Regions from separate parts of the Homo sapiens genome. Here region 1 is linked to region 2. Evidence: chromatin loops called from intact Hi-C (ENCODE). Cell type or tissue: A673. All regions are shown on one strand.

What was found. Hi-C counts contacts between places; a loop is a spot of excess contacts. Peaks named below come from ENCODE experiments on the same cell type or tissue, not always from the same donor. Only the 100,000 strongest peaks of a DNase experiment are listed, where the experiment ranks them.
Region 1: a loop joins it to region 2, with 11 times the contacts of the local background. A loop is called at or near these places in 30 of 110 quality-filtered maps.

The regions. Positions count from the first base shown.
Region 1 is chr1:18,595,947-18,599,946 of GRCh38, reverse strand. No RefSeq gene overlaps it. Among named protein-coding and RNA genes, the nearest start is that of PAX7, 33 kb to the left of the region's middle. RefSeq lists an enhancer at 195-724. In A673, a CTCF peak has its summit at 2,365 (motif pointing left); a DNase peak (open chromatin) is centred at 2,326.
Region 2 is chr1:18,679,111-18,683,110 of GRCh38, reverse strand. All of the region lies in intron 4 of PAX7 (paired box 7), which reads right to left. Among named protein-coding and RNA genes, the nearest start is that of PAX7, 50 kb to the right of the region's middle. In A673, a CTCF peak has its summit at 1,535 (motif pointing right); DNase peaks (open chromatin) are centred at 580 and 1,540; H3K27ac peaks cover 2,060 bases.

The sequences.
Region 1 (4,000 bases), 83 kb after region 2:
ACAGCATTTAGTGGCGGCCTAGCACCTGAAGTCCTCGGATCCACCACCAGGTTTGCTGTGTGACCTTGGGGAAACGTCTTCCCCAGTCTGGGCTGTGGTTGGGAAGAATCCTTCTCCCTTGTTATTGAGGACCAGTGAGGCCATCAGTCTTCTCTGCCAGAGAAAGACGCTGGGGACATGCTCCCCTCAGCACCCAGGATTGGGAAAACTGCAAGAGGCAGAGGGAGTGGTGCCAGCCCACCTGCCTGTGTAGGAATCTTGGCTCCTTCTGTCCAGCTCTGTCTCCCCTGGCCCTTCTCTGTGGCTTCTGGTCTTCACTGCCCTGGTTGTACACGCCGCCCCCACCCCTCTCTCCCTGTCTTTTGTCTCTCTGTTTTTTTTTTTTTTTTTTTTTTACTCTCCCTTCCCTCTCCTTCTCTCCCTCCCTCTTCCCTCTCCCTGGCCACCTCCTTCTCCCCCTTCCCCTCCCCTTCTCTCTTTCCCTTTCACTGTTTATCCCGGATCCTCTTTTCCTGCAGGGACACTCTGGAAAGCCCTGGCTCCAAACCAGTGTGATTCTAATCTTCCCAGCAGACTGTCTAAAATGTAATTTACGAGCAAGGCTCTCCCGGCTTCTCCATCCTGCAGCCTGGGCAGGACTCCCAGCCAGTGAATGGGCTGGGGAGCGGGAGTGGGGCTGGGGCCAGCCTCGCTGGGTCATCTCCCATTCTGCTCTATCTGCCCATCAGCTGGGGGAACGGGCCCAAACCCGGGGAAGCTTTTCACTTGGAACCGACTTCAGTTCCGGGTTCATGGAAGGCAGTTGGCCCCGATGCAGCAACAGATTGCCGTTTGCTGTGGACTCTGCAAAACCTTGCGGCAGGAGAGACCTCTTGGAGGCCATGACATTAGGCCAGGACATTTGCGCATTCATTAACTCATGTTACTGTACACTTTCTATGCATCACACAGTCCTGGGAGCTGAGGTTGTAGTGCCGAGCACAGAGACCAGTTCCTGTTCTTTTGAAGCTAGCAGTTTGGTGGAAGGGACCGACATTAATCCCATAGTTACTTAAGAGAATGCTGGCGGGGCACGGTGGCTCATGTCTGTAATCCCAGCATTTTGGGAGGCCTAGGCAGGAGGATCTCTTGAGGCCAGGAGTTTGAGACCAGCCTGGGCAACCTATTGCGACCCTCATCTCTAAGAAAATTAAAATTAACCAGGCATGGTGGCAAATGCCTGTAGTCCCAGCTACTAGGGAGGCTGAAGTGGGAGGATCGATTTAGCCCAGGAGGTCAAGGCTACAGTGAGCTATGTTTGTGCTCAGCCTGGGCGACACAGTAAGACTCTGTCTCAAAACAACAACATAAAACCAAAGAATGTTAAACAGATTTCCTTTAGTTCTGTGCTGAAGGAGAGGAATAGGATGCTTTATAATATGGGGGTTGACTAGGTCTGTTGGGGGAGGCACAAAGGAAGCCACCCCCACTTTTTTGCATGATAATGAATAATGACACCATTAGTGGCGTGTTTATACAGAGAGGCGGTGACAAATATAATTCCTCCTTTGCTGCCACTTTTGACTTTATGTGTGTTGAATTTAGATACCCCTCCATCAACTGATGTGAGCGGCTCCTGGAGGGTCCTTAAAGGGTCCCAAACTATGAGCGCTGCTCTCGACCTGTACACCAGACACAGGTAAAGGGACTTCTCACTCCCCCCACTTCCAAACTATGAGCGCTGCTCTCGATCTGTATGTACACCAGACACAGGTAAAGGGACTTCTCACTCCCCCCACCTCCAAACTATGAGCGCTGCTCTCGACCTGTACACCAGACACAGGTAAAGGGACTTCTCACTCCCCCCACCTCCAAACTATGAGCGCTGCTCTCGACCTGTACACCAGACACAGGTAAAGGGACTTCTCACTCCCCCCACTTCCAAACTATGAGCGCTGCTCTCGATCTGTACACCAGACACAGGTAAAGGGACTTCTCACTCCCCCCACCTCCACTGTCTGCCCTGCCACTGGGCCCAATTCTGGAAGGGGTGAACAGCTCGGAAGAAGGCCGGGCTCGGCAGCCACGGTGCTCTCTCTGGGCCTCTGTTCTCACTGCAAAGTGGACTAACAGGCCTCCATGGACCAGCTCACAGTATTTGCTGTAAGGGTCACATGAAGCGATTGATGTGAAAAGTATTTATTGTCTTGGAAATTCCTGAATTCACCACCATATTCCTCACTGCCATCCTCATCCATGAAAGCGAGGGGGCTGAGGGAGGTTTTGAGACTTCCCATGAAGCCCCTTCTTTCTGGGATTTCAACACACCCAACTCCGTGGAGCGCGTGGCCGCCTTCTCAGCGGAGCAATGCTGTCACCTAGTGGCCACTCCGCACCCTTCTCCTTGGAATCAGGAGCTGACCCGGAGCACCTGCCCTTGGGAGCTGTCCCCAGGTACCCCTCCACACCTGCAAAGCTACCGGTGGTCAGGGCTTCCGTGTCTGGTCATGAGAGAGCAAATATTGCAGTGGAGAAGAGGGGCTGAGGAGGCAGGGTCCCTGCTCTTATGAAGGGCAGCTTGTCCTTGGGCCCCCTAGCTCCTCCTGCCATTGGACTTGGCTTGGCAGATATTCCATCAGAGCAGGCGAGGGCAGGAGGCCTGGGTTTCCAGACCCTCATCTGCAGGGTGCCTGTCAGTGTTGAAGTCAAGAAGCTCCTTCGTGTGAGCCTCACCCTGTTTCTACCTCGTGTCTTCCTGTAGTTTATTCTCTACCTGGCTTCTAGAGTGATCCCTTTAAAAGCAAGTCAGATGATGTCATGCCGCTGCTCAAACCCTGCAGTTATTCCCACTCAGAGTAAAACCAAAGACAGCAAGACAGGATCGGGGCCTGTGGGTAACCTTCCCTGCCCTTGTTTATCTTTTTAGTTTTTGTTTTCAATATTTATTTATTCACTTATTTATTTTTTATTTTTTGAGATGGAGTCTTGCTCTGTTGCTCAGGCTGGAGCGCAGTGGTGCACTCAGCTCACTGCAATCTCTGCCTCCCGGGTTCAAGCGATTCTCTTGCCTCAGCTTCTCAAGAAGCTGGGATTACAGGCATATGTCACCAGGCCCAGATAATTTTTGTAGTTTTAGTAGAGACAGGGTTTTGCCATGTTGGCTAGACTGGTGCTGGTCTCAAGCTCCTGACCTCAGGTGATCCACCCATCTCGGCCTCCCAAAGTGCTGGGATTATAGGCATGAGCCACTGCACCTGGCCTTGTTTTGTTTTTGAGACAGGGTCTCACTCTATCACCGAGGCTGGAGTGCAGTGGTGCAATCATGGCTCACTGCAGCCTTGACCTGACGGGCTCAAGCAATCCTCCTACCTCAGCCTCCTGAGTAGCTGGGACTACAGGTGTGCCCCTCCATGCCCAGCTAATTGGCATTTATTTTTTTGTTCTTTTTTTCTTTTTCTTTCTTTCTTTTCTTTTTTTTTTTTTCTTTTTTTTTTTGAGACAGAGTCTCGCCCTATCACCCAGGCTGGAGTGCAATGGCGCGATCTCAGCTCATTGCAACCTCCGCCTCCAGGTTCAAGTGATTCTCCTGTCTCAGCCTCCTGAGTAGTTGGGATTACAGGCACGTGCCATCATGCCCGGCTAATTTTTTGTATCTTCAGTAGAGGCAGGGTTTCACCATGTTGTGCAGGCTGGTCTGGAACTCTGGGACTCAAGCAATCCTCCCACCTCGGCCTCCCAAAGTGCTGGGATTACAGGCTTGAGCCACTGTGCCCAGCTCTGTTTATCTTTCAGACTGCACCTGCCCCTCATCAGCTCCTCTCCAGCCTCCTTGTCATGCCTTAAACTCTCACTGCTGCTCCCTCTGCTTGGAATGACCTTCCCCTGGGTAGCTGCACAGGTGGGCCCTCGTGTCATTTATCACTCTGCTTAAATAGCCCTTACTCAGAAAAGTCTGCCTTAACTAAATTAGCAGCCTCCATCACTTTTCTTCCCCTTTGCCTACTTTGCTTTCTTCACAGGA
Region 2 (4,000 bases):
GGATAGAGCCACTGAGTCAACCGCCTGACCAGTTGGCCCTGCTCTGGTTTCTGGCTGTAGCTGACCACTTTCCTGACCCCCATCCACTTCCCCCACACAGGTACTCCCCTGTCCTGGTGAGCAGGGACCCCAGCCAGGTGCCCTGCCCCACCCAGGCAGCTGGGCAGCTGTGCAGGGACAGGTGGAGAAGGGGATTGAGTGAGGGTACAGGAGCAGGGAGGGGGCTCTGCATATTCCCCTTGAGACCAGTCCTTGAAAGATGGGTTCTCCATCAACTCCCTAGGTCCTGCCTACCCCGCCCCCACAGCCCGGCAGCACCTCCTCTCTCCCCTTCCCAGGCAGACCCAGGAGGGGCCGAGAATGTCTTAAGGCCACAGCACATCTGGGGAGTCCATTATCTCCAGCCCTTGGACCAAGGCTAAACCACCAAGTTGCTGGCCCCAGAGGAGGGGGTGGCAGCTCAGAGTCTCAGGGACTTGCCCAGGGCCACTGCCAGAAGGTGGCAGGGTGGGATTCTAATGTGGGGTTTTCTAGGGCTGGAGTCCCGCCCACTTCAGGCTGCTCCTCCCATCCCCAGTTCTCCACTGGGAAGAAGACAGGGTGAGCTGGCATTGATCCAGGGAGAACACTTCTTGCTTCTTCTCGAAGGAGATTCTAGAAAGGGGGCAACATGGCTCCTCCCCCTCCATGGGGCCCAACAGCTGGCAAAGGGCAAGACTCCTCCATGCTGATGTCTGAAGGGTCCCACCGGCCCCTAACCAGAACCTAGGCCTCAGGCTCCATGGCCAGGTCCTCTGGCTGCCCCAGAGGCCTCCTGGGGGCTAGGAAGCATTGGCAATGTGAGGATCCAAATATGCTCTGTCTGACTCCAAATCCTACACTCTCTCCCAGTGACTGAGAGACCCCCACAGGTTCAATTTCACTCTCCCAACTCAAGGAGAGGAGGGAGGGAGGAGAGTGTCTTTAGGAAAGCCAGAGTTGGACTCTCACCTTGTTCACAAAACTTGACAAAACTTTTTCTCCAGGGAGCTCCCATCGAACCCCACCAGGCCGGATTTTAAAATTCTAAGCCCGGCCGGACATAGTGGCCCACACCTGTAATCCCAGCACTTTGGGAGGCCAAGGTGGGTGGATCATCTGAGGTCAGGAGTTCGAGACCAGCCTGACCAACATGGTGAAACCCGTCTCTACTAAAAATACAAAATTAGCCAGACATGTTGGTGCATGCCTGTAATCCCAGCTGAGGCAGAAGAATCACTTGAACCCGTGAGGCAGAGGTTGCAGTAAGCTGAGATTGCACCATTGCACTCCAGCCTGGGCAACAAGAATGAAACGCCGTATCAAAAAATAAAAATAAAAATAAAATAAAATAAAATAAAATAAAATAAAATAAAATAAAATAAAATAAAATAAAATAAATTCTAAGCCCTAGGTAGATGATTTGCACCACAAAATCTGATGCAAGGGGAAACTGCAGTGGGGCATTCTCTGATCCTGGCTCTCTGCTAGCAGCATGGTACTGTCCTTAGACACTAGAGGGCACTGTGTATACATTCCTGCCAGGAAAGAGCCTTTCTAGGAAGAAGGAAGTAGTACTGCTGGAAATGGTACTGTGTAGTTGCATGGACAGAATTCAGAGCCCTGTATTCTCGTGGCAGACCCAGAGCTCTTTCTTCTGCGCCAAGCTGTGAACCAAGCACAAAGCACATATGGGAGATGAAGCAAGAGGTTGAAGTTGAAGATATCATGAGGACCCTTCTAACTTGGTCTCTTTAACATGCTGGTGTCCTGTGCAGCTAATATGGAGTTTTGGAAGGGGTGGCAGCTGTGAATTAGTGAGGAGGATGAGGTGGGACATTTTAAGAGGGCACCTTGGGGGCAGGGGCAGGCCCACTCTATGAGGAGCTCAGCTCAAAATCTTTTTTTTTTTTTTTTTTTTTTTTTTTACGGAGTTTTGCTCTTGTTGCCCAGGCTGGAGTGCAATGGTACAATCTCAGCTCACCGCAACCTCCGCCTCCCAGGTTCAAGCGATTCTCCTGCCTCAGCCTTCCGAGTAGCTGGGATTACAGGCATGTGCCACCATGCCTGGCTAACTTTGTATTTTTAGTAGAGAGTGGGTTTCTCCATGTTGGTCAGGCTGGTCTTGAACTCCTGAGCTCAGGTGATCTGCCCACCTTAGCCTCCCAAAGCCTCCCAAAGTGCTGGGATTACAGGCGTGAGCCACCGCGCCCGGCTCAAAATCTTTTACACTCTTCCTGTGACTTTAAGTCCATCTTGAAATTACTCACTAGTTCTCATTCACTTCTCTCATGGGTTATTTCAATCATTTACTCATCCAAGTTATTTAAGCAGCAGGGAGAGCAACGATTGTGCTGGGCAGAGCAGAGGTCACTATGCTGCTCCTGAAGGGCTTGCCCGCTTGGTCCTATCTTACAAAGTGTGGTGGAGGTAGCAAGGGCTGGCACTGGGGGAGAGGTGAGAAGAGTAGAGGCAGTGAGGTCAGACGGACCTGGGTTTGAGTTCGGAATCTGCCTCCTACCAGCCATAACTCCTGGGTATGTTTAAGTCCTGAGCCTCGTTCTTGTTATTTCTAAATGGTGAGAGTGATGGGAGACAGAAAGGAGGAGGGGAGGTGAGGAAAACTAGATGGAGGCTGAGCTCCCAGCCTTGTGTGTGACAGGCGCTCCTGGGCTGGCCAGCCTGCCAGCCACCAATCCCAGACCCAGTCTCTCCTCTCCTTCAGAACAGAAGCCTGGCAGGTGGGGAGTTGGCACTCTGGGCTCATCCATGACCTGCTGTGTGACCCTGAGCATGTCACTTGTCACTTGTCCTCTTGGAATCTCTATTTGCTTATCCATCCCCCTGGGAATAAGAGCTGCCATCCTGCCTATTCCCTAGGGTACTGATGCAGCTCCAGGGGTGGGAACCTTGAGAAATACACAGACAGAGGTACCCTTGATACAACTGTCCCAGCCCCCCACTAACCTAGGAAAGTAACTTCATCCCTCTGGGCCTCAATTTCCTCATCTGTAAAATGAGGACAAGAATAGTACCAACCCCACAGAGTTGTCATGCACAAAGATGAAAGGAATTACTGCAAGGCAAGAACAGTTCCAGGTACTCAGTAAGCACCCAATCCATGTTAGCGATTATTATTGCTGCTATTGTTATTATTGGCCCCTCCATGTAGTGTGGACCTATTTTACTTCTGTATCCCTCAGAGGCAAGCACAGTTGCCTGGCGCAAAACACAAAGGCAAGGAATGAATGCATGGATGAATGAATGAACAAATGCCTGAATGAATGAACAACTGACTGAATGAATGAACATGCCTTTGTCATCCTTTCCTTATTCTTCCACGGTGGAGGCTTTGCAGATCCCCAAGCCATGCCTACAGACCCCACGTCCATCCCATCCCATCCTTTTCCCAGAAATCTGTCCTGGATGCAAAACGTACCTACAGAGAAGAGGGGGCCAGGTGGTCTCAGGTAAGTGATTCAGCTGTAGCATAAATGCTAGAGGCACTAAGGGGCCAGAGGAAGACAGACGCCCAGGAAGCTGGAGCAGGGGAGGCCTAAGGAGAGGTCTCAAAATCAGCAGAGGGGAAAGAGCAGCAGCTGGGGCTCCAGTGGCCAGATGAAGCTGCCCGGCATGGAAAGGAAAAGGCAGCCTGACCACCCATCCGCGCCCCACAAAGCGGCTGTGAAAGGACCATATGCCTGAGAGGCCAAGCCTGCGGGACCCTCCTTCTCCCCCTCCCCACGCCCTCACCCCTCCTCAGTGCTGGAGCCCTGGGAGACACAGGGGCTGTGTCCAGTTGGAAAGTTGTTTGGAGGTGGAGATGGAAAATGGCTTTGGGCCTCGTCCCTCTGTCCATGTAACTCCCTGCTTCCGGGCTCAGCCATGAAGAAGGACTTAAACCTGGGGCTCACTCTACCCTGAAGATGGGGCTCTGTGAACCCATGCAGCATCCCCCAGTGGGGCTGGGTGTGAAGGCCAC